5 separate regions of the Homo sapiens genome follow, and all the other regions are linked to region 4. A link is a contact called in ENCODE Hi-C or POLR2A ChIA-PET data. All regions are on one chromosome and are shown on one strand. The core of a region is the stretch at or near the end of the contact, and the rest is flanking DNA. Distances in the headings are between cores, read along the strand shown.

What was found. A loop is a pair of places that touch in the nucleus more often than their neighbours do. ChIA-PET counts read pairs that join two places held with the same protein, here RNA polymerase II (POLR2A). Pooled maps may share reads with other maps.
Region 1: a pooled map shows a loop between it and region 4 (20-fold over the local background). The contact joins the promoter of CDADC1 here to the promoter of INTS6-AS1 in region 4. A Hi-C loop is called at or near these places in 8 of 50 pooled maps.
Region 2: a map of naive thymus-derived CD4-positive, alpha-beta T cell shows a loop between it and region 4 (11-fold over the local background). The contact joins the promoter of RCBTB2 here to the promoter of INTS6-AS1 in region 4. A Hi-C loop is called at or near these places in 2 of 168 maps with a recorded cell type or tissue (naive thymus-derived CD4-positive, alpha-beta T cell and transverse colon) and 8 of 50 pooled maps.
Region 3: a loop to region 4 is called in a map of ascending aorta, with 8 times the contacts of the local background. The contact joins the promoter of SETDB2-PHF11 here to the promoter of INTS6-AS1 in region 4. A Hi-C loop is called at or near these places in 6 of 168 maps with a recorded cell type or tissue (CD4-positive, alpha-beta memory T cell, CD8-positive, alpha-beta T cell, ascending aorta and 2 more), 4 of 37 single-sample maps with no recorded cell type and 18 of 50 pooled maps. POLR2A ChIA-PET finds 5 or more read pairs at or near these places in 7 of 52 experiments (BJ, CD4-positive, alpha-beta T cell, CD4-positive, alpha-beta memory T cell and 4 more).
Region 5: a loop to region 4 is called in a map of B cell, with 11 times the contacts of the local background. The contact joins the promoter of FNDC3A here to the promoter of INTS6-AS1 in region 4. A Hi-C loop is called at or near these places in 3 of 168 maps with a recorded cell type or tissue (B cell, CD8-positive, alpha-beta T cell and naive thymus-derived CD4-positive, alpha-beta T cell), 5 of 37 single-sample maps with no recorded cell type and 13 of 50 pooled maps. POLR2A ChIA-PET finds 5 or more read pairs at or near these places in 3 of 52 experiments (CD4-positive, alpha-beta T cell, OCI-LY7 and activated CD4-positive, alpha-beta T cell).

What each region holds. Positions count from the first base shown.
Region 1 is chr13:49,246,330-49,251,532 of GRCh38, reverse strand. It overlaps CDADC1 (cytidine and dCMP deaminase domain containing 1), which reads right to left and starts at 3,608. Exons shown (of 10, transcript NM_030911.4): 1 at 3,414-3,608; 2 at 2,568-2,662. The coding sequence starts at 3,495. LOC105370203 (a long non-coding RNA gene) reads left to right here and starts at 3,693. Exons shown (of 2, transcript NR_135318.1): 1 at 3,693-3,898. RefSeq lists enhancers at 3,486-3,715, 3,185-3,747.
Region 2 is chr13:48,531,388-48,536,567 of GRCh38, reverse strand. It overlaps RCBTB2 (RCC1 and BTB domain containing protein 2), which reads left to right and starts at 3,488. Exons shown (of 15, transcript NM_001268.4): 1 at 3,488-3,540. It overlaps LOC124903174 (a long non-coding RNA gene), which reads right to left. Exons shown (of 2, transcript XR_007063795.1): 1 at 4,519-5,180. RefSeq lists silencers at 3,273-3,322, 3,433-3,832 and enhancers at 3,873-4,112, 5,003-5,172.
Region 3 is chr13:49,442,933-49,447,950 of GRCh38, reverse strand. SETDB2-PHF11 (SETDB2-PHF11 readthrough) reads right to left here and starts at 3,677. Exons shown (of 21, transcript NR_135324.2): 1 at 3,094-3,677. It overlaps CAB39L (calcium binding protein 39 like), which reads left to right and starts at 3,887. Exons shown (of 11, transcript NM_001079670.3): 1 at 3,887-3,965. SETDB2 (SET domain bifurcated histone lysine methyltransferase 2) reads right to left here and starts at 3,677. Exons shown (of 14, transcript NM_001160308.3): 1 at 3,094-3,677. RefSeq lists enhancers at 2,524-3,297, 3,980-4,059, 3,298-4,070, 4,440-4,509 and silencers at 3,770-3,819, 3,491-3,971.
Region 4 is chr13:51,451,761-51,456,445 of GRCh38, reverse strand. It overlaps INTS6-AS1 (INTS6 antisense RNA 1), which reads right to left and starts at 3,101. Exons shown (of 2, transcript NR_103812.1): 1 at 3,028-3,101; 2 at 1,730-2,443. INTS6 (integrator complex subunit 6) reads left to right here and starts at 3,410. Exons shown (of 18, transcript NM_012141.3): 1 at 3,410-4,031; 2 at 4,391-4,468. The coding sequence starts at 3,921. RefSeq lists silencers at 2,645-2,964, 3,055-3,254, 3,485-3,744, 3,985-4,254, 4,265-4,384 and 2 more and an enhancer at 3,375-3,424.
Region 5 is chr13:48,974,058-48,978,832 of GRCh38, reverse strand. FNDC3A (fibronectin type III domain containing 3A) reads right to left here and starts at 2,921. Exons shown (of 26, transcript NM_001079673.2): 1 at 2,656-2,921. RefSeq lists enhancers at 1,887-1,986, 2,147-2,766, 2,657-2,956, 2,767-3,386, 3,657-3,716 and silencers at 2,127-2,606, 2,937-3,206.

The sequences.
Region 1 (5,203 bases), core at 2,359-4,858, 2.2 Mb after region 4:
GTGTGTATATAAAAAAACAGAACTAAAACGAGATCACATCTGGATATTTACAAAAAAAAGAACGCCTTTTCAAAATTTGTATTCAATCTCTAATATGTCCAGTTTTTATACGTTTTTTTTTCTTTTTTTTTTCTTTTTTTTTCTGTCGCCAGGCTGGAGTGCAGTGGCGTGATCTCAGCTCAATGCAATCTCTGCCTCCTGGGTTCAAGTGTTTCTCCTGCCTCAGCCTCCTAAGTAGCTGGGACTACAGGCACGCACCACCACGCCCAGCTACTTTTTGTATTTTTGGCAGAGACGGGGTTTCACCATGTTGGCCAAGATGGTCTCGATCTCTTGACCTTGTGATCTGCCTGCCTCGGCCTCCCAAAGTGCTGGGATTACAGGCATGAGCCACTGCACCCGGCCTAAAAGTCTTAAACCTCTAAATATTTGTTTCTAATCTGGCTCTTCAAAATAAATTTTATCTGAAAACAAAACAAAACAAAACAAAAAAAACACAACACTACATAAAATCCCTAACAGCTTGGAAATCTACTTTCATAAAATAATACTAAACTATTAACAAGTAGAAGGAATAAAGGAATTTCAAAATTAATGAAGGAAATGAAGAGCTTTCTCAGCCGTTAATAACATGTAGAGCCAGAGTGGGGGGATGAGGGTGAGAAATATGGAATAACGATGTATAATATTTTAAATAATGTTTTACTATCTATAAAACACTTCACATAGGAATTGGGGGAGGAAACTACACCAAGAGATATCATTTTATTATGAGAAGCGAATATCCTCACATCCTGTTAAAATTCCTCAATGCAATTCCTATATTGATAAGATAAAATCTAAACTCCTTTGCAAGGCATACAATGCTTTTTATGATATGATTCCTGTCTACATTGTCAAGCTCCTTTCCAGTCTCTTCCCTCTACCTAACTTCACTTTCTGGCCTGAGGACCACAAATTCTCTCATTGCTCCAAGCTTTTCCATGTAGAGTTCCTTGGCTTGGGCAAAAGTCCACTAATCCTTCATGTCTCAGTGCAAATACGACCTTCTCTGTGAATCCTTCCTTCACTTCCCCATATAGAGCCTGGCTCCCAGTCTTGCCAACATCTCTGCTTATACTATGTACTCACTCCACCAATTCTGTTTTAATTGTTTAAATGCCTAGTGTTTCTACTCATTAGAAAATAAAGACCATGTTTTTTCTGCTTTGTGTCTCCAGTGCCAAGCACAAAACCTCATCCACAGTAAAATGAAAAGAGTAGGTGGTCTCCTAAGAGTACTGTGGGAATTTAAGGATTTATAGTCTTTCTCTGGAAAATCTAAAGCAACCTTTCAGCAGAATTATGGGCAAGTTGGAAACCTCAGCGAGTACATGCAGAATATAACTACAACTTTGTAAGAGTAAAAATAAAAAACCTCATGCTTAAGATTGGAAGCACCAAAATATTAACAGTAATGTTGTTAGAGTGGTGAGAAGCCATGTGTAATTTTCTGCCCCACCCCCCTCATTTTACCTCTGTTTTAAAAAAAGTCTTAAATGCTCAACTTAACCTAATACTATTTTCCAATGGCCGTGGCCCCCTATAAAAATTAATGCCAACACCCTAAGCTTCCAAAATTATCAAACAGAAATGATGAGAACCTAGCATCATGCCATTCCAAGCATGGAGGAAAATGAGAACCTAGCCCCTTGTTGCCCCAAGGGTAGGAGAAAGAAAAGACGCAGGATGTTTATACTTCCAATTCCAATATATTGGCTTTTATGATTATTCTTACTATACATTTCTGATTTTTTTTTTGAGATGGAGTCTTGCTCTGTCACCCAGGCTGGAGTGCAGTGGTGCAATCTCAGCTCACTGTAACCTCCAACGATTCGTTCAAGCGATTCTCATGCCTCAGCCTCCCGCGTAACTGGGACTACAGGCGGATACCACCACTCCTGGCTAATTTTTGTATGTTTAATAGAGATGGGGTTTCACTATGTTGCCCAGGCTGGTTTTGAACTCCTGACCTCAGGTGATCCACCCACCTCAGCCTCACAAAGTGCTAGGATTACAGGCGTGAGCCACTGCACACAGCCCATTTCTAATCTGTTTTGATCCTGTCTTTCAAGATCCAAAAAGAGACTACTTCCATCCAACATTAATCAATTAGCACTCATATAATGCTAGACTCTAAAGGGTATATGCTAGGTAAAATAAGACATGGTCTCTATCTCCAGGCAATTTATATATTTCTGTGGCAGAGGAGTAAACTACCTAGATAAAACACCAACAGTATATATAATTGGGGGAAATTATGTGGTATAGACAATAATCTTATTAGCCGAACTGACATATGAATACCATTAGTACCCGATAAACATGGTATTCTCAGAAAGTATTTTTAGAATGGAAGATGACTTATTACGGCTGGGAATTATAAAGTGTCATGTTAATCAATAAAGATATTTTTTAAATCTTAAGCCTTGTTAAGTTTGGTTTTAGGTATGACAGAAACTGGAGCAATAAACTCAGATTTTAAACCACTGCTTTTCTAAGGGGAAAAACTATGAAACAAATTATACCTGAGATTTTTGCCGCTGGGCTTCTGCTGGAAAGAGCTCCATCCAGAGGCTGAGCAGAGTGAAAAGGTTGACTTTAGAAAGCCTTGGTATCTGACCTACAAAAGAGACGACAAACACTTTAAACTTTGTTACTAATGGTGAAAAAGGGAGCCAATCTCAATGCCACTTAGGTGCTGCAGCCTAAGCCCAGCTGCTTTCGCAAGAGGCACAGAAAAAGATAGGGGACAAGAGAGTCAGAGGTATCTTAGCAGTAGACGCTTCAGCCTTAGTCGTGGCTACCTCCTTCTCCACTTAAAAAGTTGAGCCTTCTTTCTCCAGCCCTCACCCTGCAGGAAAAAACGGTACAGCTAATACACATAGCTGAGGGGGACAACCCAAAGCAAGCTGTGAAAAGTCTTCGCATCTGACGTCGTCGTGGTGCAAGCTTTTCTTTGGACTGTGATGGGGCGTTGCTAAAAGGAAAGCGATTAGAACACAACCCGAAAAATGCGCTGACCTTCGACGGTAAAGCAGTCGAAATACAGGAAAGCGTCACGTGCGGTTAATTTGGAAATCAAGGCAAAAGCGCCGTTTGGAAATGTTCAGGCTCTTTGACCTCAGAGGCCCCAGCTCTAGGTCCTGTGAGAAGTAGCTAACAGGGGTAAAAAGCGAGACTTCAAAAGCCAGTGCGACCGAGCCGATTGGTCCTGGCGACCGCGGAGGGGACACGCAGAGGGCGGGCAGGAGACATCCAAAAGCAGCAGGGGAGGCAAAGAGGCTCAGACAAGGAATCTGGAGTTCAATGACGGGAGACGCACAGGGCAGAGCGAAAGGTAGGGTGGCGGGAGCAGGGTCCCGGACACTCACCGGTCATGCTGCCAGTCTGGGTGCTGACTGACCGCCCGGCCCTCGCGCTCTCCAGATTTTGCATCTGCCCAGCTTCTTTCATCCCAAACCTAGCGTCCTCTGCTGCCAAGGAAACCTCTCCCAGTCAGACATGATCTCGGCCCTAGCGCCCCCGCCTCTCGCCTCCTCTCAGCAACTGTAAGGCAACGGCCCACTAGGCGCAGCCAGATGACGCCTCAAGCTTGACCGCCACTTCAGGGCTCCTCGTGTGACGTCATAGAGAGGCGGGGCTTTGGCGCCAGAGGGCTGCCCCTCGGCCGGTGACCGAGTTAAGCACCGAGCTGTAAATCGCTTGAGACCTGTATTTGGTTGTTTTGTTGGTTTTGCCAAGTAAGGTCACTTGAGGATTTCTTGGCTCGAGGTCCCAGGTTGCGCAGACTCTGACTGCATCGAGTTGAGAATTTTGGTCAGAATGTTAAAGTGGAAACCTACCCCAGGCTGTCATGGTCAGTGTTTTAGAGAACTTCTTGGGTTGGGGTGTGGAGCTGGGCGGTCCAGGATGTTCTGTCATCAGAGACTGGCGGGTTCTGGGGAACTTGGTGCCATGGAACACAGTAGGGACGTTCTGCTTCTCATCAAGAACATGAAGACATTAAGAGGTGGAATTGTAATGGGGAAAAAGGTGAGAGGAGGCAGTAGGAGTTATTTTGTTTTTAATTTCTAATGTCTAGTTTATTTCCACAAAACATCTGTATCATACCAGTTCTTTGAAATTTGTTCAGACTTGTTTTATGACCTAGATCAGCACTGTCCAGTAGGATTTCCTGTAGTATTCTATATCTGCACTGTCCAATATGGTAGCCACCAGCCACATGTGGCTATTGAGCATCTGAAATGTGGCCAGTACAACCAAGGAACTGCATTTTTAACTTCATTTAGTTTTAATTAATTTACATTTTAAGTAGTGACATGTGGCTATTGGCTACTACTGTATTGGACAACATTACTCTAGACTCTCCTCCTGGAATTCCTATTAGGCATAGGTTAAACCTTCTGAGGTTCTAAATTATTATTTTTAAAATATTGCATCATTTTGTTTCTCTGAGCCACATTCTGGCTAATTTCTTCAGATCTATCTTTCAGCTTGCTATTTATTTCTTTGGCTTGTAGAATTTTTTCTAGTTCGCCTGTTCTGAGGGTAAAGCTCTTCAGGTGATTTGACTATATCCAGAGAACTCCATTCTGCACCTTTCCTGAAGTGTAGACTTTGTTGACAGTGCCTTCATGGCAATTAACACTAAGGTTTAAAGACAGGCCATGGACTAGGAGAAAATATTTGCAAAGCATGTATCCAACAAAGGACTCATATCCAGAATATATAAAGAACCATATAAACTCAGAGTAAGTAAACAGTCCAGTTAGAAAATGGATCAAAGACTTGAATAGTCATTTCACCAAAGAAGATATACAGATGGCAAATAAACATGTAAAACAGTGTTCAGTGTCATTGGCCATTAGGGAAATGTATATTAAAACCACAATGAGATTCTACTACACACCTATTTAAATGGCTAAAATAACAAGTACTGACAGCACTAAATGCTAGTGAGGATGCAGAGCAACCGGATCTCTCAAACATTGCTGGTAGGACTATAAAATGGCATAACCACTCTAGAAAACAGTTTGACAGTTTCTTATAAAGTTGCACATATGCTTATCATATCACCCAGCAATCACACTCCTGGGTATTTATCCTAGACAAACCAAAACTTATGTTCAAACAAAACTCTGTACATGAATGTCATGGTGGC
Region 2 (5,180 bases), core at 2,239-4,738, 2.9 Mb after region 4:
ATATTCTAACACCAATTATAATACCATGCTGACATGCACAATTCTATACAGCATGGTAATAGCATGCATCAGTAAAGGTGCAGTGTGACTGATACCTCTACAAAACACAGAGCTGGGCAGTGCACCAATTTAATGGAGTCTGAAGGAATTTAAGTTCTAGAAAACTAAGGTGCTACCCAAGGTCATTCACCTAATCAATGGCACTTAGGGCACCAAAGTGCAGGCTGCTTGCAGTCATTCATTCATGCATTCAATCTGTAACAAGCAGACTGATGTAGAAATTTACTGGTGCTAAATTTTTGTTCTGGAGACGCAAAGAGGAAAAAAAGAACATTTTCCTCTTCCCTGAAGCGTAATTAGACTTTCTGAATTTCCAAGAAAAAGTCAAAAGACGGCCCCATCCACCTTTTCTTGTGATTAGGGCCTTGGTGCCTGGATACCTGAAAAGAAAAAAGCAAGATGAATTCCTCTGCTTTTGGATAACTAAAGGAGGCTTAAAGATACCCCAAAAGCAGAAGTAATTAGGGGGTTTAAAAAGGGAAGAAAGGGAAGACTTTTATTGCAGCTAGATCCCCATTGTGGGCTGGAAAAGGACAAGGGCTCCTAGTTTCACAAGAGTAGTGTCATGAACTTGTTAGGACATAAGAAGTGGCAGGACTAAAACCATGTCTTGAAATAAAATTACTAAGGGAACGAGAAGATAGAGAAGTCCAAGAACCAAACTCTGGGTATGCCAATGGCTGGAGAAGTGGTGGATGAGCCAATGGAGCTGCCAGTGAGATGGACGAACCAAGAGACAGGGGCCACCTGAAGGCCAACAGAAGAAGATGAATGCTTCAAGATGGCAGCTGTAAGCAAATGCTTCTAATGCTGCTGATAGTTCAGGTGAGATAATGGAAAAGTAACCACTGATTTAGCAATTCTGAGGTCATTGGTGACTTTGCCAAGAGGAGTTTCAATGGAGGGGTAGGGGCAAAAGCCTGGCTGAAATAGATTCAAGAATGAATAGGAGGGCCAAGCATGATAGCTCACATCTATAATCTCGGCACTTTAGGAGGCTGAGGTGGATAGATCACCTGAGGTCAGGAGCTCTAGACCATTCTGGCCAACATGGCGAAACCCCATCTCTATTAAAAATTCAAAAATTAGCTGGGCATGGTGGCACACACCTGCCGTTCCAACTACTTGGGAGGCTTAGGCATGAGAATCACCTGAACCCGGGAGGTGGAGGTTGCAGTGAGCTGAGATTGCGCCACTGCACTCCAACCTGGGCAACAGAGCAAGATTCTATCTCAAAAAAAAAAAAAAAAAAGAGGATGAATAGGAGGAGGGGATGAGGATACAGTTAGTATAAGTGACTCTTTTAAGACATTTTGGAAGAGACCAGAGAACACATTGGTAGCTGATAGGGGACATATAATCAAGGAACTTTTTAAAAGATAGGCAAATGTTGCGCAATGTTAATATGCTTATGGGAATGATCCAAAAATTAATGATACAAAAATTAATAATGTAGGATTGAGAGGTGACAACTACCTGAGTGAAAACCTTGAGACTGTAAGGAAGACAGGATCTAATACAAAGGTGGAAGAGTTGAACTTAAATAAGAGCATGCACAGCTCATTCCCAGTAATGGGAAGGAATAGAGTGCACAGGTACAGATGTAGGTAAACTTGGGAGATGTGGTGATGGGAACTTTAACTCCTGAAATACTAACCTATACTCTCTCAGAGTCTAAATTTTTAGTCTACTGAATTCAGCAATACAGTGAAGTTTAGTAGACCAAATTATCCAAAAGTGTTGAAGGAAACTTATATGTGATGGAGACATTTTTACTTCTTACTTTTAATTTTGACCGCCCTGGGAAAAACTGTTGGACCCATATAAAATTAAAATCTTTAGTGAAACACATTCTTTTATAGGTATATTTTAAAGTTTTAACTTCTGAGATAATATCACAGTTTTCAAAACACTAAGACATGTTTTTATTGTTAGCTAATTGTCAGGCTTCAGCTGAAGCACACCGTAAGGCCTGCATGAACTTCAGCTGTCCATAATGCGTAAAAGACCAAGTGCGCAAGGCAAACAGATCTTGCCATGGTTGCTGATGAAAGAAACTTAATCTCTTGGGGCCTGAGTTGCCTTATCTGTAAAGTAAGGATAATCCTTGCCTTACAGGATTATTGTGAGCTCCAAATAAGATAAACCTCTTGGCACACAATAGGTGCTTAAAAAAAAAATGCCAGCTATCATCACTGAAGTGAGCTTTTTCTGAGAGCAAACCTGTTTAACTCATAAATTTCTTTCATTGATAAGATGTAACCAGTGGAGAAACTTGGGGCAGGCACACGATGCCTCTCTGCACTATCGCTGCAACTTCCTGTTAATGTATACTTACTTTTTCTTCCATTTAGAGCTCTACAAGAAATACCTGTGTACCATTTTGCGTGCCTCCTTCTGAGGCTCAGTGGGCTATGCTCAGAGAATAGAGATAAATGTCTGCCCTATGTAGCAGAAAGGCAGTTATACATTTTAGAATGATGTTTTTCCGAAGAAATGACAAAAGCCAGACGAAACAGACTGACACGGTCACTGTGGTTTGGAATGTTAGTTTTTCTCTTTGGCTTTACTACTTTTGGCTCTACACTGTAGAGGAACCAGTGTCCTCATGAAACAGCCAGTATAAAAGCAAGTAGCTTACTTCACAGGAATAGCTAATAACATTTAATTGTTGAGCATTTAACCAAAACCCACTCAGGTCAATTTAAGTGTAGTGCAGTGGAAGAAATTATTGCACACTGCAAAGTTGTGGTGCATTTTACTTAAATCTACAAAGGCCAACAGAAGTGCAGTGTAATATAATAAATTACTGCAAAATATAATCATAAGGGGAGAAGGTGGCTGTTTTCGAAGCCCTTGGCCCCAAGGTAACTGAGGTCATCCCCCTGAACCCCCCAGCACACATCCTCATTATTTCAGCATTTGTACTACAGGGGGCTACAAGACTTCCGCCCCACAGCAATGGGGTGAAAACGTGAAGTGATCGGAGCCCCCAGATAGAGGGGCCAGCAATAGAAGAAAAGCTGGGGCAGGCTGGAGGAGAGGGGCTGTGGAAAAGGTTGCTCTCAGCATCATACACGCCTTATCCTTCTAGGTCGGGTATCCACAAATTCCCAAAATTTGCGAGAACATAACCCTGGAGAAGGTGGGGGTGACCCACGGAGGAACTCCCTGGAAAAGCGGAGGCGGCCCCAATGGGAGACTCCCGGGGGTCAACTCCGAGGGGAGGGGGCGTCTGCGAGAAAGGGGAGGGGCGGCGGTGGGCAGCCTAGGGAGGAGAGGAGGGGCGAGACGCCGTCGCCAGCCCCCTCCTCTTGTCTGCGCTCCCTTCGTTTCCGTCTCGGCCGGGCACCCGAGCGCATCCCGCCGAGGCCGGGCCGTTTCAGGGGGAGGCGCCAACTCATCGCGGCGCCGGGCCCCTGACCGTGCAGTAACCGCTACCCAGGAGGCGGAGCGGACAAGGCTCCGGCCTGCGAGGAGGTAAGAGGGTGGAGGAGTGGTGTGGGAGGCCGAGGGGGATCGCGGCCGTGACGTGGGATGCTGTCAGGTACCACTGGGGCAGGCCACCCCTCCCCGCCCCTGCGGCCCGACCTCCCCGCCAGAGACAGCTGAGGGGCCCAGGGGACTAGAGCCGCGACCGTGCCACAGGCCTAGGCGTCGTCGCGCATGCGTAAAACTGCTGGCGGGAGTTAAGAGCTAGGTTCCGGGGCTACACCCAGCCCAGGCCGCAGGCAGAGGCGGCCCTGCGCATGCGCAATTCCGCTGGCGTGGGCCCGGTGCGCTGCTCGCGACTACATCCTGCCCAGGCCGCCGGCCCAGGCTGCGCTGCGCATGCGCGAGTCCTCTGGTAGGGGTCGCGTTTGGCGTCGTTCCAGGGTGATCATCTGCTCGGAGGCCGCTCTCATCCTAAGCTCCCACGTCTGGTGTGGCTGGGGGGGCGTCACAGGTCCCGAGGGAGCGTCCTGCCTGAAGTTTCTCCCTCCTAACCCACTCGCTGCACTGCATATGTTGCCGATGTTTTCATTTCTGTGGCCTCGACCCCTAGGCTCCCGTCCCATAAATCTAGTACCCCAGGTCCCGGGCACCGGCCCGGCTCACTAACTCAGTGGCAGTATATGCTTTCGACATTTGGTCCTGATGTCCAGGAATAGCGCGAAAAGTTTGACTTTGTTAGGCGAAGCCGTTTTGGAACTGCGGAGGGATGGGAAGAAATCGCCGAGCGTCTTAAGCCGCAACATAGTGCTCTGCTCAGCCCTGGAAATAGAGGTTTTCAGACATTGAAAACTTTCCAAGTGCTCCGTCTTGGCGGAGAAAGAACTGAGTTGGAAGGCTAATTTAGAATGAACTTTTTGCTTTTGTTCTTTGCAAAAATTACATAAAATGTTGCAACAGTTCGAGACCAGGACTATAACAAAACGCATTTCATGGAGCTACTTTGTACCGCGCTTGGCGACTTACCTTGTCAGAGCTGAATAAAAGTGGTTGAGTTCACAAACAGTGCTCTGGATCGTTGCTCTTTCCCCCAGACACTGTTTAACGTTTATTGAGCCTCCTGGCTTTGCACCTTCCTAGTATTGCGTTCCTGCTGGGTTTTACACCTTACTAGACAGTGGGTCTTAGTTAAGTCAGTTTCGTGACTCCTGGGGCTACTGTGAAGAGTTTCTAACAATGTCATTACTCTGTGCTTTGTAATCTTATATGATGTGCTGATACAGATATTTGGGGGCTGGAATAGAAGAGCCACTTAGGCTCAGAGAATGAGTATTCTAGGTGAAACGTAATCTCTTTATTTCCTGCTAGACAGTACATGCGTGTTATTAAGCAGCAGGTAAAAGCAACAAGAATGATACGTTCTTGCATACCCCACTTCCACCACTCAGGCCTTATTGCTCTTGCTGGGCTCGCCAAGCGGACCCTCATCCCAGGGCGTCTGCGTTTGGTATTTCCAGTATGCTCAATGCTCACTTTCCCACTCTTCGCAAATCTGCATGGCACAGAACTTTATTTAAGTCTTGAAACAATTGCCATCATTTCAGAGAGGTGACTACCTCACCTAAAATGTCTGGCTCTCCAAACTCTTGTACTGCTGGTTCGGCTTTGTAGCACTTAATCACCATCTG
Region 3 (5,018 bases), core at 2,428-4,927, 2.0 Mb after region 4:
TTACAGATGAATTGTACAAAACTTTCAGAGAACGGCTAATTTTTATCATATACAAACTGTTCTGAAGCAGGAAAAATATGGGAAGCTACTCAACTTTTTTTTATGAGATAAGTATAACCTTGACATGCAAGAAAAAAACTCAAGGCCCAAATCACTACTGGGTCTTAGACACAAAAATACTGAATAAAGGTATCCAGCAGTAGAATAAGAATGTATTACCAAAATAGTTTATCCCAAGAATACCTAAAAAGTTTAACATGAAAAGTTTATCAATGTGAATGCTTATATTAACAGGCAAAGGGAGGAAAACTATCACTTCATGCAGAAAAACAAAACAATTCAATATAAAATTATTCCATGGAAGGTGGGGGGGCCCCTTAGCAAATTAGGAAAAAAGAGAACTTTCTTATTCTGATCGAGGCTATCTACCAAAACATCCTACTCAATGACAGCAAACATCATACTCAATGATGAAACATTCGGAGAATTTTTATTAGGCACAAGATGAAGACAGTTGCTATCACTGTTTTTATTCAATACTGTACTGGAAGTCTTAGAGAAATTCAGTAAGATAAAAAGAGGCCTAAAGATTGGCAGAGGAAAATCCATCTGTAGAACAAATAAGTTAACAAAAAGTCAAAAGCCAAGCAAGAAGCTAAGAGAAAATGTTTTTAACATATTTTAACAATAGCAACAAAAAGGAGGCATAATTAACCATACACACCAAAGAGACTTCTAAAAATACAGTATCGAGGACACATAAAGAACTTAAACATGTTTTTAAAAAACTATAGAAATGCATATAAATTATAGGTTAACAAACATAATAGACACTTCAATCTTAGATCACAGAATGAAAATTAAAATTAAAAATATAATTTGCAGCCATCACTAGGCAAAAATGAAGAAGATAATATCTCATGTTAGTCTAAACTGTAGAGAAACTTAACTCTCATAAACTACCTGTGGAACATGTAAATTAGTAGAGGTATTTTTGGAGGCAAATTTAGCATGACCTATTAAAACTAAAAATGCTCACAACTTAAAACCAAGCAATTCCACTTTTAGGTATATATCCTAGAGAAATAGCACATGTGCACAAGAAAACACAAAGATTTTCCTTGCAGCATTGTTGTATGGTGAAAAACTGGAAACCTAATGTTCTCAGAGAATGGCAATAAAATGTGCTATACAGCACACATCAAACAAAATAGGATTTAACAACAAGACCAATAAAAGAGACAAAGAAATGTTTTATATTAACAGATCAATTCAGTCATACACTGGAACACTATGCAGCAGGTAAAAGAAATGATCCATAAATAACATAATGAGCTATAAATAACATGTACAGGCTGCAAAAACAATGTCAAGAAATAAAGCTACAGAATGATGTAGTATAGTATTTTTCCACTAAAAAATTACAAATGTATATATTCACCTATATAGAATATGTAACAGTATTAAAAGGTGTAAGTATTAAAAAACACTTGAAAGCTCTGTACCAAAGTCTCCAGCGGGAGTAGGGAGGGAGAGGAGTGAGGGAACATTCCTTGTACAAAACTTTCAAAGAACGGAGAATTTTTATCATATACGAACTTTCAAGAAGGAAAAATACGGGAAGCTATTCAACTGTTTTTATAAGTATAACCTTGACACGCAAGAAAAAACTCAAGGTCAAAATCTGGATTGTGCTCTTTATCTACAAGGTACCAATTCTGTAAAAGAATGTAAAAGTGTACTTAATTTTTAAAAATTAAGTATATATAAATGTTCAAAAAGGAATTCATTTTAAAGCTTTTTATAGCATATTGTCAAACTCTCTTCCAGAAAGGTTCTACCAATTTATACTTCCACCTAAGCACACTCAGTAATAGTTTTATTTTTTTTTAGACATGAGGTCTATGTTGCCCAGGTTGGTCTTGAACTCTGGGCTCAAGTGATCTGCCAAAGTGCTGGGATTATAGATGTGAGCCACCCACCGCGCACGGCCATAGATTTTTTTTTTTTTTTTGAGACGGAGTCTCGCTCTGTCACCAGTGCAGTGAGAAGGGTGCAGTGGCGTGATCTCGGCTCACTGCAGCCTCTGCCTCCCGGGTTCAAGCGATTCTCCTGCCTCAGCCTCCCGAGAAGCTGGGATTACAGGGGCCCGCCACCACACGCCCGGCTAATTTTTGTGTTTTTAGTGGAGACGGGGTTTCACCACGTTGGCCAGGCTGGTCTTGAACTCCTGACCTCAGGTGATCCGCCCGCCTCAGCCTCCCAAAGTGTGGGGATTACAGGTGTGAGCCACCGCGCCCGGCCCATAGCTTTGTTTTTAAGCAGCTCTCACCAGCGTTCACACCTGAAAATTTGAAAACTGAACGTGCACAAGTAAAACATGTTTCCTGGAGAAAATCTGCAAAATACAATAAAGCATAAAGGAGAAAATTTAAACACCATCCCATCATCCAGAGACAACTGGTGTTAATATTTCAGAGAGTAAATGGGCTTAAAAAACTTTTTTCCCCTTCTCACTTTTTCATTTTGGTAGAAAAATAATTAAGCCAGTCTGCTTTGCTTCAATGTATGGTTCCTTTTCGTTTCTAAAACAGGCTTTAAAAACACGTTTACCATTTCCTCTCGGCTCCTTACGTTTTAATTGTAACGACAGAACCACGGGTTAAGTCACGCTTAAGAACCACGGGTTAGTCACGCTTCTAACTACTTCACGTGTTCTTATTTAATCCCCCTAACAGTCATGTGGGTTAAATTAGCAGCTCGTTTGCTGATGAGGAAGCTAAGGAATGCCATACCGTAAGTGGCAGACACGAAATAAGGAACCAGGCAGCATGGTTTCAGAGCCTATGCTTTGGTTACTCCATTTGACCTCTTCAAATTTACTCCTCTCCTTGGCCTCATGTGTTAGTATTTACAGAGCTCACTGCAGGTTTCCACATGCCAAAGAGCACAGTTAATTACATATCTTTCCTTACTTAATTACTTATTGGGCTGTGGCTGATAGCGAGTCAGAAGTGTTACTATCTAATCTGAACTCCATGATCTTGGATGAATGACTGAACTTGCTGTATTTAAGGGCTCGTGTAATCTTACCTGTGAAATGGGCTAGTGGTTTAACCTTCAAGTTCTGCTTCTGGGTTTTATACTGCTGTCCATTTCCTGCCGCCCCTTTGACAACCTCAGGTTCCCAGCAGCTTAGGAATCACCTCTCATTAAGGCTGCACCCTGAGACAGACAGGCTGAAATGGAGGTTGGAAACTCAGTGCGCCCGCGGCCCCTTCTGCAGCCAGGACTGCACTTGGGTGCCAGGAGAAGGGAGGCTGCAAGGGCTGGGGTCCAGCCCCTGCTCGGGCGGCCGAGGGCTCCGCGGCGTTTTCAGCTCCTCCAACCTCCCGGCTAGAGGAACTGTCGGGGGCCAGCCACGGCGGTGCCTTGGTTTCACCTGGCTCCGCTGCGTTTTCTACGCCGCCCGCCTGACCTGAGGAGTGAGCTCCGCCAGCTCCGTTGGCAAGGCTGGGTTCCTCCGCGGGTGGGGCTCTCCTCCGACGCCAAGCCGCCCAAACCTCCCGAGCGCAGGTGCCCTCTGGCCGGGAAGTACTTCACCATTTACTAGCCTTCATCTCAACCACAACAGTCCCGCCCTGCCTCTACCGGGGATGAGGGAAGGCGTAACCTCCGCCGGGGACCAGGCCGACCTACCTAAACCGATCACTACATGGGAGGAGTCGGACGCCGGCCGTCCCACCACCCAGCCAGGAGCCCATTGATTGGTCGCACTCCCCACTGGTTCACGCCTCAGAGACTCGGCGCACTTACCGCTGGCACCGCAGTGGCGCCCGAGCGCGCCGCCTCCCGATTGACTGCTAGCGCTCTCGGCTTGTCTCGCGCACTGTAGCTGAGCCAATGGAGTTACTCGTAGTCGAGAGGCCGGCATCACTGGAGTGGTGGCGCAGCTGTTTCCTCCGGTAGGTGTGAGGCTGCCATCTTGTGTGTGGCTGGGACTGGGCTTCTTGGGGGTTGAAAACATACATAGCGCCTGGCCGTAGTGGAGGGGTCCGGAGAGAACAATGGGGTAAAGGAGAGGCCTAAGGGAGGAGACCCAGCGCCTTCCTACTTGCGGAAAGGATGGGTTTCCTGGGCCTGAGTCTCATCCCTGGCTAGAGAGAGCGAGGAATGGTGGTGGTGGTGGTGGTGATGGTTGTGGTGGTGGTAATAGTAGGGATCCCAGGTTTTGGTTTGTTGATCATTGTGGGGGCTGGGCGGGGCCTTTGATGCCTTAACATTGGTTCCTGGGAGCTCTTTTAGTAATTTTTGTCTCGCAAAGATTCTGACCATCAACCCCCTTTGACAAAGGAGGCTAGCTGATGAACTGCCTGATTGAGAAAGGAGCAAAGCTAGTAGTGGAAGGGGAGTGCCTCTCTACTATCCTCAGGTTCAGAAGAGACCTCCTCTTCCGTCCTTTTCGAGGGAGCGGCTGCTAAACAGTTTGCTCTTCGCGGGGGTTACTTTACTAAGGCCATCCTTTGGTAATAGTGGGCGTCAAGTTCTGCGTTTGGGCAAAATTGTACATTAGCGGGCAGCCAAGCATTCCTGCAGCTGTCTTTTTTTTTTCTTTATTTTAAGCTAGAAAGTGGTGGTCTTGCAGAAACGGGGCGTGAAGGAAGAATTTTGTCAAATCTTGATTTCCCCGATAACGATATGTTGAAGATTATAAATCTCTGGGTCTGCCATGACATGCTTGGTCACTTCATGGAGCAGGAGGAGGCTTTGTTAGGGAAAGCACCTTAATTTCTGAGCTCTTTTTGGGGTAGGAGGAAGAAGACAGGACTTAACCTTGTTTCCCTCCTCCTTTTTTTTTTTTTTTTTTAGCATTGTTGTGGATGGCATTGCATTGTCTTTCATTTGAGGGGAAAATGTATTGGATCTGAAGACCAAGCTGATGAAAGGCTAATATTTTGTGGTAGATTTTAGCAGTTTGACTTGCATGAAAAGAAAGCCGATGTATTATTGCCTTCAGC
Region 4 (4,685 bases), core at 1,852-4,351:
ATCAGCACACACTTCTTCCTCTCAGAAGCCCATAAAAACCCTGGAGTGAACCAGACTTGGGCAGACAATGAGATGACCTGCTTGCAGACAGGAGCTACCCACTGTGGGTCTATGGACACTGTGGGTCTCCTCTGTGGAGAGCTGAGCAGATGACAGGACCACCTGCCTGCTGAGAGGAACTACCCATTGTGGGTCTCCTCTCTGCTGAGAGCTGGACACTTATTGGGATGACCTGCCTGCAGAAAGAAGCTACTCATTGCCCTCAGGTCTCCTCTGAGCTGTTCTGTCACTCAACAAAGCACCTCTTTGCCTTGCTCACCCTCCACTTGTCCACATACCTCATTCTTCCTGGATGTGGGACAATAACTCGGGACCTGCCAAATGGCATGGCTGAAAGAGCTGTAACACAAACGGGCTGAAATATGCCCCTTGCTTGCCATGTTGTGGGCAACACAACAAGAGAAGAGAGAAGAAGAGAAGAAGAAAGGAAAGAGAAGGGGGAAGAGAGGAGAGAAGAGCTGTGGCCCTTTAGGAAGCCTAGACCTAGGAGCTCCCTGTGACAACCTCTTTGGGGCTCTGCAGCTCCTGGCATCTCCAAGCTTCCAGGTGCCACTGCATTCCCTGGTGCCAGCTGTGGAAGCTGCTTGCAGTACACCTGGACCAGCCACAGCCTTGCAAGGGGCCAGCCCCTAGAGCTGCCCGCCCTCCTGCAGCTGGCATGCCGGGCTGTATACAGTGGCCGGACCCCATGCTTGCTCGCTCACACACCCCTCGCTGCTCCGCACCTGGCTTGCACTTGGCAGGTGTGGGATCCAGGCCGTAGTATGAGCAGAGTGCAGCCTGCTGGGACTGGTGGGCAGAATGAGCCCGACCAAAATTCGGGCAGAGGTGCCATTTTTCCAGCTGGAAAAGTGACACTCCAAGGATCCTGTGACAATGGCTCCACTGAAAAATGATTTCGAATAACTGTAATAATAGGTAAGGTCATTGTGAACGCATGTTAATCTTCAGTAGTCTAGTTTGATTTCTTTCAAACATTGCTTCTACTTAGCAACGCAATTGAAAAATAAATCTCCAATTTATAGGGGAAAAAAAACCTCCATAGATTGGAATAAAGGCCCTCTACTGTCTAGATCTCACCTGTGTTTCTAGATCTTGTACTATTCTACATGCACCTGTTGCTCCAACCTAGCTGAACTTCACTGTTCCTCAGGAAGCCCTCAGCAATGCTGTCTTAACTTCCTTTCTTCACATTTTCAATGTCGGGAAGATCTTTTCACTAGCAGCTTCCCCTTCCTTTACCCATATCCAAATCCTACCAGTCCTTTAAGACAGTGTTTCTTAAAACTGAATAATGAACAGACTCCTAAAATAAATTCTTATGATCCTAGAGAATGTTTTCAGTAGGCTGGGGTCCACAGACCAGTTTGAAAAGCACAAATATAAAGAACTAAAGAGCAATTGTATAAAATTATGCAAATGATCAAGTTGAAAGACAAATTTCATCTTTATAACTGGTAAAATAACTCGTATTTTGCCATAGAACTCTGATTCTTATCTTCAGATCTATGATCCGTTTAAGAAACACTAAGGCAAAGCTGAAACCTTGGAAAATGTTCCTGCATCACCCCAAGGTAATACATTTTTATTTTTTCTGATTTGGTGTCTAACAACTTTCTGCCTTGGAGTAGCTAGTAATATGTAGCATTTTCCTAGAAAACATAAGCTCTTTGAAGACAGGGACCACATTTTATTTATTTTTTATATGCACCACACCTAATACACAGTACATCCTCAGCAAGTACTGGCTGTAAAGCCTATATTCCATGCTCTTATTTTGTAGTCCAAATCACTTTAAAAATCACACTTCTTCTATTGTTCATACTCATAGAAGAGCATATTACTCAAATAGCTCTGCTATAAATTAACAGTAAGTTTCAGAAGTTATACCAAGTCACGAGACTCAGATTTTTAAAAAGTGCCACAAAGTGTCTCTTCTGTGTCAATGTTAATAGAACCCTTTCTTTAAATGATCAGTAGGCAAATTAAGAATTTCCGGATAAAGAACAAACTCTGGAAAAACAAAGCTAGTGGGAGAGGCCCTGTAAATACCTACCTAGTCTTACAAGGGCTGTCTCTAACTCAGCTTGTATTTTAGGCAGCGTCTTCAGTTTTTCAACTAATGTGTTTGAGAAAACTGTTTTCCTCGGACATGCAGGCGTGGACTCCTTACTTCAGGTAAGGTGACAGCAGCTTGACAGAGAGTGCCTTCCCTCCCACGGCATTTGGGACGAGGCTGAAGGAAAGACACAGGCGGGGTTACGGGAAACCCATTCTCTGCGCCATCTGGGCAAGCTGAAGTCAGTTTTTCCGCTTTCTCACGAGGTAATGGATTATCATGGGCTCAGGTCCCCTTCAGCTCTGAAACAGGTATTCTATGGCTCTAAGTAAACACGGCAAGAGACAGGTTATTTCTTTGGTAAGATCAGTTGTATTTCCCAGAGAATAAAACGGGCAACAAACCATTTATCGATATGTGAGTCTTCCCCCTAGGCCCTAGCTATTTGGGGTTGGATAAAGAAAAAGAGGGTTTGCTTCCTTTTTGGCGGGTCCTCCAATGACAGGGCTCCTGGCCCGCTGCGGGTCCAACTCCCACCTCTCGTGGCTCCCCCGAGGCCGAGCGAGGCTCCGTGCGAGGACAGCCCCTCAACCGCACTCCCCAGAGGGAGCGCTGGGACTCGCGGAGGAGATTAGTCCCCGGTCATAAACAACCTCTCACTTCCCCTCCCCCGCCCGCGCCCGCTCGCGCCGGGGCGGCGCGCCGGGGCGGCCCTCCGAGGCCCAGGAACCTCCTCCGGCGCCCGCGAGGCCCCGAGTCCTCCTCCGGAGGGCGGCTGCGGGCCTGCCCTCTTCTCCTAACCAGGTGTTTGTCCACTTTACTCAACCCTTCTTACTCGTCCACGCTACGGCCACCTCACAGGGGCGGCTGACGCCAGCCCCTTTTTCCCTCCCCTCGACCCCTATCACCTCCAACAGCCAAGGAGAGGCCGGCGGCCCTGACGCGCAGGCTCACCGCCGCGGCCGCCCCGCGCGCGCGGACGCGGCCCCCGCCCCCACCTCGCGGTCCTTCCGCAGTCCGGCCCCGCCCCTTCCCGAAGCCCGCCTCCGGGTCGGCCCGCCCGCCCGCTCGCGCGCACCCGACGCCCCGCCTCTGCGCGTGCTCAATAACTGTCCCCGGAGCCGGCCTACAAGCTTCCCCCGCCCCTGAGCTGTTTAAATATGCTAATGAAAGGATAGGGCCTGACCAGTAGAACGGCGAGGCGGTGTATCACGTGGCTCGGGGACGTGTCAGGGGCGGAGCCTCCGCAGCCCCTGCCCGAGTTAAAACCGGAGTGTGAGAGAGAAAAGCGCTTCAGTAGCGAGAGGGGCTGAGAAAGTGGTGACACCGCCGGGGTGCGGAGGGAGTCCCTGAAACTTCTCCCAACAGCCCCAGGGCCAATCTTCCCTCAGCCCACTCCCCTCTTCGCCAGCTCCCAGGTCCCCACTCCTGTACCGGGGGTGGGGTGGGGAGCCAGGCCCGTCTCCCGCTGGGACACACACAGGGGCCGGGAGCGGGGACGGGACCCCCGAGGCGGGGGGGACGAACCGACAGACAGACGGCTGGGCGCCCGCCCCAGCGGGCAGGCAGGCAGGAGGAGGCGGAGGCGGGGGTACGACGGGGAGCACTGGGTCTGGGGAGTTTCCTCTCAACTATCGGGGGAGAAACTCCCCGCAGCCGGAGGAAAGACCCAGACAGTGTTTTCCTCCCGGGGGCCGTGCTCCCCCGCCCCGCGTAGCGGCGGTCGCCGCCACCGGCGCCTCCACCTCTACCATCTCCTCTTTCTCCACCACCTCGGGCCCCGGTGTCCCCGGCCAGCACTATGCCCATCTTACTGTTCCTGATAGACACGTCTGCCTCTATGAACCAGCGCAGCCATCTGGGCACCACCTACCTGGACACGGCCAAAGGCGCGGTAGAGACCTTCATGAAGGTACCGACTGACCGAGCCCGGGCGGCGACCCCGGCCCGGCGGCCCGCGGGCGGCAGGGTGGGGGAGGGCGGCCGGGGCGGGGGTGTCGGGGACCTGACTGCGGGAGCTGCCGGGCTCGGGGACCCCCTCCCCCACCGCGCGGGCGGGCGGGCGCTGCGAGCCGGGTTCGGCCGGGGCCCGGGCTCCGGCCCCGGGCGGTGTGTGGGGAGCGATCTGTGTGTGGGGGACGGCGTGGAGGGGTGGCCGCTGCGTGTGCGGTACTGTGGGGGCGGCGGGGCCGCTGGGCGCCCCTTCTCCGCCTCGTAACCTCGCCTCTGTGCTTCCCTGTCGCCCGCCCTGTTCCTCCTCCCGTCCCGCAGCTCCGTGCCCGGGACCCTGCCAGCAGAGGAGACAGGTATATGCTGGTCACTTTCGAAGAGCCGCCCTATGCTATCAAGGTAACAGCCCTCGCCCTCCCCCTTTCCTCCCTTCCCTTCCCTGTTCCTTCCTCGCTCGCCCTCCCCGCCCCCCCATTCACCCTTCATTATGCTCCCCTCCCCCACCCGCTGCGCTCCCAGCCGCTGAGGTCTCTTCCCTGCGGGCTCCCACCCCCTCCCCCGCTCGGCAGCGTCCTAGCGCGGCGCGGAGTCGCGGGGCCACCGCCGTCCCCTCCCG
Region 5 (4,775 bases), core at 1,672-4,171, 2.5 Mb after region 4:
ACATTCACACATATGGGAGCCATATTTCTTGTTTTGCAATGTGATAAACTGAAGCAGTAAAAGGCTCAATGGAATAAATATGCACCATATTCTAAACCTTCGGAATTACAATATTGTGAGTTTATTTGAAGTCCGCTAGGCAATGCTAAAAACAAAACAAAAAAAACAAAAGCAAACAAAAAAAAACCAGAAACACTAATCACTTAGTTATCTGGCTAATAAAATTGGAAATCATGTGCATATCCCTACACCATTCTCAAAGACACGATCTAGATTCATTTTCATTCAAAAATGCACCAACAATGTTTCAAAAAAAAAACGTTTTTGGTTACTTCATCAAATTGTATTTTAAAAATACTGGCAGATTATAAAATACACAAGCCTTGGATGTCATGAACATCTTAAAAAATGCAAATGTTTTAAAACAGCGCAAATATTACTAAAAATTGATAAAGTATAAATTAAATGCTCTTTGCCTAAAACTACAAAAGACAATGAGAATATGAATCATGCATTCCCTCTTTTTTTCGGGGGGTTAAGGATGTCTCAGCCCTTAGCTATGTCTGGCTGGTCAGGGAAGAGGGAGAAATTTTTAAATTAGTAATAAAATATGCTTACTATTATATTGTAGAAATGTGACTAGTAAAGAGTAATCATTACATGTGTGTTAAAATAAATCAGGTCTCAATTACTCACACAGATAGAGGAAGTGAAGACACAGACGTCACCAAAAGAAGATAATCCTAGAATGTTTTTTTTAATGCTTATTATTAATTTGGGATAAATTAATTACCCTTATAACTATGCTTGACAGTGTTAACCAGGATTTTATTTTTCCGGAGCATTCAATGATTTGGAGGATTCAGACAAAAGGGAAAAAGAGGGAGTTAATTCAGAAGCATACAGGTGGCTAACGGTAGCCAGCCTGGGATAAAAAATTTTCCAGTTAACCTACACATAGAAAACTAACAGATGATCTATGAAATGAAACAAGACAATATAGTAAAATTTAATGTAGTAGTGCTAAAAAATTTAAATATAAGATTTAATATTAAAATTTTAACAAGATGTTTCTCCTGTCATCATCCCTTCTTCCCACTAACTGGTGTGATTAGAAAGCAAGATTAGTAGGCTACAAAGCTAAAAGCAACATTTCAGGTTATATTTCATAAAAGATGTGGTAAAAATCCTTCATCACTGTTTTCTGTTGGGCCACCATCTGTCTCAGTGAGTACTTCATCTCATTACTTAAGAAAAATTAATTCAACCAAGAAAATATCCAAAAGACAGGGGATTCAACTCACTTGAACATTTGTGGGTGACACAAGATGACAAGAGTTAGTAAATACGCAAAAACTAAATATTTATCCAAACATAAGATCAGAACCACAAAACTCAATTCGTTTCTGCCTAACATATGGCTCAAACTCCTGAGTGGCGTATGTTTAGTACTGGAGCTGGTAACAGCATGGTGATAAAATATTATAGTAAGAGTTCAACTGTTATTTCATTCCTACAATACAGAAGCATACACACTTTGGTTTCAAGAACTAAAAAACACAGACCACAGTAAGAAGCAAAATAATTACGTTGTTCGGTTTTAAAAACCCATAGTGAACACATAATGATTATACCGCAAAAAGAAAAAAAAAATCTCATCAGCCTGCGACTCTTATTTAATAGATGGTCAGACACAAAGGTGTCCAAAGGAACTTACGTAAAATCTCACAAAAGAAAATCTCGAATTCACAATCTCTAGCACCCCCAGCAAATCATCGCATTCCACCCTCTAAAATATCCCAAGGCTTGTAACGCTAACAGTTGAATAAAAGAACAATTAACGACCACATCCATTAAAACAGTCCCTCTTCTGCTCGCAATCTGACAGCGAAATTATCTGTTCATTTTCCTTTACCTAACACATGACGTCGTTTCCAAAGCCGTGTCAAAAGTTCGAAGATCCAGGTTGTTAAAACCGGGCGAGGACTGCAGCCTCGAGTCCACCTCCCGACTGAACAGGTGGTTAACTCGCCCGGGGAGAGGAACTGCCAGGTACTGGAAGCAGCCACGCAGGATCAAACAGAGGGCGGGTTTTCGAGGTTTTAACCCCAAGATGAGCGGGGAAAACTCTCTTCAGAAAAGCGTTCAAGTTCGGCGGCTGCCGGGCGGCCAAAGCCGAAGGCGCCGCGGGTGCTGGGCGATCCTCTCAGGAGGATTCCGCCCCAGCCCCCGCCCCCGCCCCCGCCCCCGAGCCCTCCGGAGCTACGCGGCTCGCCGCGGGGAGGAGGCGGGGGACAGAGAGAAGGGCCGCCCGCGCACCAGCGCCACCTCCCTCGGGCTAGATGCCGCCTCCTCTTGGGCTGGATGGCGCCCCCGGCCGCGCCCCCGCAAGCGTGTCCTGGCTAGGCTCGGCCCCGGCAGGTGCCCGACTAGTAGACCGGTCCTGTCCCCGGCCCCACTGCCCCTCTGCACCTCTGCCCACAGCGCGCCCACAGAAGGGGGTGGTCCGCGCCCCTCGACGGGGCCGAGCCCTGGAGAGTGCCCCGGCCCTCAGTCCCAGCCTAACGGTTTCCGCGGCGCCTCCTCCGGGGCGGGACGGGGTTGGGACGGCTCGGTGTCCCCCGCCTTTCGCGGAGGGAGTGCCCGCGCTCTCACCTCCGAGTCACGCCGTTCTGAGGCAGAAGGCGGCTCCTCTGGCGCCTCTTCTTAGGGTTCCTGATCGTTGTCTCTCTACCTCAGCTGCAGAGTCAGCTCTCAGGGCCGCCGCGGCCGCCGGCGCGCTGACTGTTGGGGTTGTTTCCTGGCAGTGACGCCGCCGCCTCAGCCCCGCTCTTCGCTCCCTCTCCGCGTAGCTCCCGCTTTCTGTTTCACCCGAGGGACCACGAACGCCGCCGCCGCCATGCTTACTACGGAGCCGGGAGGAGGAGCCCGAAGTCGGCGCGCCGAGTGCGGCTGCGCGGGCCCCGCCGACGGAGCCCGCGGCCGGGACCCCGAACCCCCGCCTCGAGCCCGCCGCGCCGGGGCTCTCTCACCGGAACGCGAGTCCCCGCGGGGCCACCGGCGCGTGGCGGCTGAGCGGCCGCGTTTGGCTCCCGGAGCGCCCACACCCTCTCGGGCTTCCGGCTTTCTCCCGAGGCCCGGCTGCGCCTGGCTTGTGGTAGCATCCGCTGTGGCCAGGCTCGGAGCTACACTCAGGAAAAGTGGAGTTAATGGAGGTTCCTAGAGACACTCACACAATTCTCAATCCACATTTCAAAAGGCTCCCCTGAGACGCACCCTGTCGGCCCCTTTCCGAAAGCACGCGAACTTAAGGCTGGCAGGTGCTTTAAAAGACACTCCTCCCAAGGACTAGGAAGCCTCTGAAATGGGCTTGGAAGTTTCTAATCCCAAAGACTTCGAACCCAGGATCTGGATAGCAAGCAAAAATATTTAGATATTTACTCAGTTGAAAACGTGGGGGGTGGCTTCGTGGTCTCTTCGCCAGCCAAATCGCGTGGAAAACCACGACCTCAATTTTTACAACAGCACGAAGACTTACAAGTGAGCGTAGCAGCGACTTCCTGGAACCTCAAACAATGTGGGACGCTGCAATAATGCCTGAGGGCTTTTGACTTACAGTTGCCGCCGGAGACCTGGGGAGGGGGTAGTACTTGGGCCGGTGAGTCCAGCCTCAGGAACTGTCCTTTCAAAAATGGTGATGGATGTAACAAGTTGCATGTCTGGGCTTTATTTCAGTGTATTAATTGTGCGATCTTTTAAAATAGCTGTATTTTTAAAACTGTTTTACAGAAATCTCTTTAAAATGTGATTATTCTCTATATTCTTAAAGAATACAATGGCTAATTAAATCCTTTGTTGATAACTGACTCTCAAACCGATATCTTGGCCATACGTTTAAGTCCCAGAGGATTGCTGCGGTGTATAGAATCCCTACTTTGGTGCTCTCTTTTTTTCCCTCTTTGGAATGTTCTCATCACCTCTTCTAAAATCCTTCACTGCTTTTCATCTCCTCATCTGCCTCTATCCACTCTGATCCTTCCTCTTATTCTTTCTGCTTTACTGTTTATTTTTCATTCTTCTCTCCTTTCTCGGCTGGTTTTCTCTGCGGCTCCAGGTGAAGATTGATGGGATGTTTATGTCCACAGCCAGCTAATGAGAGGTTTCTTTTCTTCTGGTTGTAAATAGGGCAGTGGTATCTTGAGATATTTTCATTGCTCTTCACTATCAGAAGTTCTTTCCCTGTGAGAGATGTTTCCTTTTCTTAACTTTTGGATTTGGCCCTCTTCGAGACAGCTGGCAAGTTGATCTTGGAATAATTGAAGTATAACTGTATATTGTTTCAAAGTATGAGGATTTTATCAGAGTGTGGGCGAATGGGGTGGCTTCCCCATCTTACTGCCCAACTATGCTTGGTCTGAGACTAAGATAGTGGTTTCCAAACTTACCGCTAAGCTAATACTTTCCTACTCTGCTTCCTACTCAGGAGCTTTTTGAAAATACAGAATCCTGCAATCTACCCCCTCAAGATTCTGATTCCTTTGTCCAGGGAGAGGCCAAGACATGGCACTTTTAAAAACTATATTTAAAAAAATATGTTTGGGACATGCCTACATGTAAAGGCAGAGTAAAGAAGATCAGCTGTTTTTGAAGGAGATTAACACATAATTTAAGAATGTTATTGAAGACCTAGAGATTGTAGTCAATAATATGCAATGCAGTAAGGTGAAGTAAAGTGAAGACCAAGGAATTTATGGCCTTTGGAGAGAAGAAAACCC